Linked DNA regions of Homo sapiens: region 1 is linked to region 2. A link is an interaction called in ENCODE POLR2A ChIA-PET data of the cell type or tissue named here. Cell type or tissue: MCF 10A. All regions are shown on one strand. Links, peaks and the distances in the headings refer to the core of each region. The heading gives the core; the rest is flanking DNA. Region 1 overlaps IGF1R (insulin like growth factor 1 receptor). Region 2 overlaps IGF1R (insulin like growth factor 1 receptor).

The links. ChIA-PET counts read pairs that join two places held together with the same protein. Peaks named below come from ENCODE experiments on the same cell type or tissue, not always from the same donor. Only the 100,000 strongest peaks of a DNase experiment are listed, where the experiment ranks them.
Region 1: POLR2A ChIA-PET joins it to region 2 with 5 read pairs; 3 of 35 experiments call an interaction of 5 or more read pairs at or near these places.

The regions. Positions count from the first base shown.
Region 1 is chr15:98,895,976-98,898,776 of GRCh38, reverse strand. It overlaps IGF1R (insulin like growth factor 1 receptor), which reads right to left. Exons shown (of 21, transcript NM_000875.5): 4 at 1,872-2,020. Among named protein-coding and RNA genes, the nearest start is that of PGPEP1L, 110 kb to the left of the region's middle. RefSeq lists an enhancer at 1,271-2,470. In MCF 10A, for the core only: no CTCF peak of the experiment used is centred there; a DNase peak (open chromatin) is centred at 1,616.
Region 2 is chr15:98,682,150-98,684,950 of GRCh38, reverse strand. The region is part of intron 1 of IGF1R (insulin like growth factor 1 receptor); the gene reads right to left. Among named protein-coding and RNA genes, the nearest start is that of IRAIN, 33 kb to the right of the region's middle. In MCF 10A, for the core only: no CTCF peak of the experiment used is centred there; DNase peaks (open chromatin) are centred at 410 and 1,470.

The sequences.
Region 1 (2,801 bases), core at 56-2,555, 210 kb before region 2:
TAGTAAACAAAAACCAATTTTCAGTTCAACTAATGCTAAAATTATAATAAACACTATAATGAACTGGGTGTGGTCCAATTAATGGGATTTTACTGTGCGTAATTTATGAAGACATATTTAATAAAATGCTCTATTTTGCTTTGAGTTGATACAAATAAAATAATAAGGGTACTAAAGGATAAAGCCCTACATCTAATTTAATTTAATAGCTTTCCAAGAAAAATTAAAGGGAAGTTCAAGTTGGAAAGATGAGAGGTTGCGTGCAGTTGATGTTTTAAGGAAGAGATCCTGAATTTTAAACGTGGGGCAGGAAGCATGCCTTAGTCAAGATCAGGAAATTTCCCCTCTAATGAGATGTCCCATCATCCTAAATCCAATCTATTTCCTGCAATGGACATAAACCAGAAGACACATTTCATCATCATGCATCAATATGTACCAATCCCTTCATAAATGATACTTCTCCATGGGTTTAATTCACAGATTAAATTTTTGTCTTCAGGACAGGAAGATAAAAAAGTTTAGGCACTCAAAAGGTATGTTCTAGGGATAAGCAAATTAAAAGTAAATGAGGAAATGCAGACACAGCCAAAAGAATTAAACATCAGAAGTACCATGAGAGTGGGCAAGCCCTAGTTGTGGGGAACAGAGTTATCTCCATCACGGAGGGCTGGGAGTGGGTGTATTGTGAACAGCAACAAGGGATATCAACTAATTCAGAAGAACTAAGCACAAACTTGTTTCTGTCCTTTCTAAACCTTAAGAATACAGTCTACTCATTTAACAAATATTAAGGAAAACACATTCTCAAAATACATTATTTTTCCTCTCAAACTGTAAAAAAAAAAAAAAATTCTTCATAAAAGGATTCCCCCCCCAAAATTCCTTTCAACTTCAAAGCCATTTTACGATATTTATTCTAGCTTATAAAACTATCAGTACCTTGACCAAGTGGTCCCAGTGGCAGAGAATTTAAGGCACCATTACTAGAAGCCCTTGGCAATGAAAAATCAGAAGTGAAAAGATTTTTAAAATTATCCAGACATGGTAGTGTGTGCCTGTGGTCCCAGCAACGTGGGAGGCTGAGCAGAAGGATTGTTTGAGACTAGGAGTTCCAGGTTACAGTGAGCTATGATTATGCCATTGCACTCCAGCCTGGGTGATACAGTGAGACCCTGTCTCAAAACAAAACCAAAAAACAAACACACAAAAAACCAAAGAAGTGAAGAGATCATAGGCTAAGTCAGTGGGAAATCCTTTGCACAAATCCAACTCAGAAGCAACTTACCAGGAATGCCATCTATTGCAAATAAAGGTCATTGTACAGGGGTGAGACCGAAACTTTATGTACACAATGACACACACTTGTATCCTTTTGTCTCTCACAAGTAAATTTGGAAATCTAGCATTCTTTTGGACTTCATAAAATTTTAACGTGATATCACTAAACTTCCCTTTGCTCAGTCTTCTCAGTAAATTCAAGTAACCAAAACTCTTTAGACTTGAAAGATGTGTGGATTTGGCTACAGCTGGAGTCTGCTGAGTCACACGTCTGATCCAATGGTCTCTTCTGGGGTTTGTATGTGTCAGGGCTTGCCTCTCCTATGCAAGATGTGACTAACAAAAAGATGAGCGATGACCCTCTTTACAGGAATAAATGACGTGCCAATGGCTAAAAGACAGATTGCCTTTCAATCTGTTCTTTATCTTTCAGGGAAACTCAAAGAAGAGACGTCATGCGTGAGGCTTACACACCATGTTGTTTATCTAAGCCCATATTTTAGTGGTGACTCAGGGACGGGAGCATGAAAAGCATCAACAAAAGAAAACCATGAGATCTAGCCGTTTTTCCAGGGGGATGGAATACTTACTCCCCCGTCGGATGTTAATGAGCAAATTGCCCTTGAAGATGGTGCATCCTTGGAGCATCTGAGCAGAAGTAACAGAATCAATGGTCTTTGTTTTCTTTTCTTCCTCACAGACCTTCGGGCAAGGACCTTCACAAGGGATGCAGTACATGCTGTTGAAGAAGAAAAAAAAAATCAAAAACACACATAATTGAGTCTGTCTTCTTGCATTAAAAAAACCATAAGGATATGCTTTTCATTGTTATTACAGCATGCATTAGAAAAAGCAACTGTTTTGAAGTGTTCATGTGGTCACATGGTATCTCACCCCCAAGCCCACCCAAGATAAGCCACTCACATTGCAAGCAAAAGGAGAAACAGCCTACAAAGGAAGAGCGTGTTGCTTGCTTCCAGACAAAATACATGCTGCATCCTCAAGGCATTTGTGTGTCATAGGCTGTTGACTGGTGAGCCAGCTGGTTCCATGTGGGAGAGACAGTGCTGCAGAAAGGAAGCTTGGGGGGTTCTGGAGGAAAACAGAGCTGCTTTCTGATACTGTGACCCTGGCCTGTGTACCTGGAGGAGTCGCTAGGAGAGAAGGCAGGGACAGCAAAGGGAGTGCAGTGTCTCTGCCTAACAGTAGTCTAGCTCCTGCAGTCAGTGTTTTGGCAAAGCCCAGTGAGGGATACCAAAAGGCATGTGGTATAGCACAGATCCATTATTTTCTTGCTAAAGCACAACCGAAATTATTTCTTGACGGTGTTTTGCAGAAACTTGTAAATTGATCCAAATGTTGCTTTTGCTGCATACACAATAAAAGCAAGGGGTTTCCATTACTTTGTAATGAGCTCTTGTTTCAAATACTATCCTGAACATGCCACGAACCACCAAGAGTCAGGGACAAGTAAGACTGGCACTTTTCCTGCTTACCTACCATTATTTAGGAAATAGCAG
Region 2 (2,801 bases), core at 183-2,682:
AAAAAAAAAAAAAAAAAAAAGGAAAAGGAAGAAGAAATATATACATGGAGGGAGCCTACAGTGTGGGGTCAGACTCCTCACAAAGTTTCAAACATTCTGAAGCTCAGGGAGACGAAATAATTTGCCCCAAATCACACTCACTAAATATTAGCGCTGGATAGAATGCAAGCCCAGACTTCCTGAAGCCAAATCCCACATGCGCTCTCTCAGCACACAGTCTCCCGATGACTGCCTTTCTCCTTCTACTCTCTCATCCACAGCAACCCAGTGGCCAAATTTTGCTCCATTTAAAAAGGAAGGAAAGAAAGGTCCCTGTCCTCATCTGGATAAGCTTTAGTTATGTTTGTATAACATTCAGAAAAGGCCATAAAAGATCTTCACTGAGGGCTGTGCTAAGTATTAAGTGTTACTCAATAAACCACAGCATAGAGGTTGCCAACTGACGTTTAGCTATAACCTGGAAAGAGTACTGGCTGAATACATTTTTTTTTCCAATTTCAATTTCTAGGTATCATTTATATTCATCCGCCCACACCCCCCACCTCCCCCATTAGCAAGCATAAAACAAACAAAAAAAACCCCACAGAGCTACAGTTGTAAGACACAACCAGAGTAGGTGGCATATTATGATAAACAAAGATGACAATAAAACATTTTTCCAGCTGTGATAAACATATTTAAGATCTATCAGAGGCTGCCAGAGCTAAAACTGAAAACTATGAAAATTGCAAGTTGTTCATAACACAGAATTTATGTCTTAGAAGCTTTTATTTTTTAGGCAGAAGTTGTCTCACTAGGAGATCATTTCCTTACCTTTTTAAAATCTGAACTTTTAAAGCTGTGACATGTTGAGGCTGTCACACGTCCAAAGTGATTTAACAACTGGCTGAGGGAGGGACTGAGGCTGAGCACGGGCACATGGTACAGCTCAGAGGCCCAGCTGGAGAAGACAATACTGCTCAGGGCAGCCCTACTAAGCCTCCAGGAGGATCCCAAAGATCTACGCCCGCCAGGTGATTAGGACACTCACATTTCATTACGTCTCAAATACTGTGAACAAGCAATTCAATTAACAGCTGTCTCAGTGTCTTAGAGATCAGAAAAAATTAAGAAGAATGGTGAATTATGTCCCGATTTCCAAATATCCACGCCTTTGTGCCCTTTCTTGGCTTCTGAAACCATCTGTCTTCCTTTCCCAACTTAAAAAAGAAAAAACAAAAACTTTAAACAATAAACCTTGCCATCCAACTGTGACTGATGAGATGTAGTTGTGAAATGGGCTTGTCAGATGCACTTATATAAGAGGATACCGACTTGATTGCAATTCATAACATCTCTAACATCTGAAAAACTTCAACAATGATTTTCTCAATAAACAAAACTGTTGTGTATTACACTAAGCTGAGCTAAGATTACCTCATCCCTTAAAAACCAACGGCTGTAAACAAGTTGTAACACAACTGGGCAATGCCCACACAAGCAAAAGTCCCTTTGCAAAGCCCAGCAGACTTCCAGCAACTTCCTGGCCTTCCGAGCAGAAACAGCCCCAATGATGGGACTAAAGGAGGAGACCTCACAGAACTGGAGAACATCAGATCGTGAAAGACTCAGAACAGAACACTTTACTTTTAGAATCCTAAAATAAACACAGCCAGACCACTTGAGGAATCACGGAGGTGTATCCGTGAAAAGGCGCTGTATCTGCTTTTTAAGTCACACACCCAAACTCGTCAGATCTCTCTTAAAACCCTTGAGATCAACCCTATTCCACCCCTTTTGATGAACACCTACCTATGCCATGCACTTTGTCAGATCCTATGGAAACAAAGAACATGTTGCCTGCCCTTAAAGAATCCCTATAACCACAGAAAGAGAAAGGGAGAGAAACCAGTAATCTCAGCACTGTGTGATCAGAATATCTAGCAGTGCACACGAGATACACTGTGACATGGGGAGGTCACTGATATGAGGGGTTCATCAACTCTAGGGAGGGAAGTGGTGCCCCGGAGCCTGCTCCAACTTAAATGCATAGCAAGAAAAGTATAACCACTGATCACATTTGAGACCCAAATAAGACAGTAGGTATGAATTTAAAAAGCAACCCAGGCCAGGTGTGGTGGCTCATGCCTGTAATCCTAGCACTTTGGGAGGCAGAGGCGGGTGGATCACCTAATCAGGAGTTCCAGACCAGCCTGGCCAACATGGTGAAACCCCATCTCTACTAAAAATATAAAAATTAGCCAGGCATGGTGGCACGTGCCTGTAATCCCAGCTACCTGGAAGGCTGAGGCAGGAGAATTGCTGGAACTCGGAAGGCAGAGGCTGCAGTGAGCCGAGATCAGGCCACTGCACTCCAGCCTGGATGACAGAGTAAGATTCTGTCTCCAAAAAAAAAGGCAACCCAGAGAAAGATACTAGTTTCTCTGTGCCTAAGGAAAATGTAAAAACGTAGACAAGCTCTTCAATTAAACCTCCACTATTTCTAAATCGCCTACAGTATTTAAAGAGAAAGACTCCTTTTATAATTACACCTGACACTTCTCCCCATGAAAACATCTCGGAGCACAGATATGCTTCTTCAATGTGAAGGTCGGTCTCCACGGGCCCTAAAAGGAACACTAGCTCACCTTACAGGAACACCCTCAGCAAACATGAGAGGGACAGTCATCTTTCTCCTGGTACCTTCCCAGCTCCTCCTGGAAAACAACTCAGATAACCATAGGAGACCAAAGAGTCCTAATATGATTTAGGAGACGGAAGTTACTCAAAATCATTTCCAACAAGTTCACCACTGAACACTT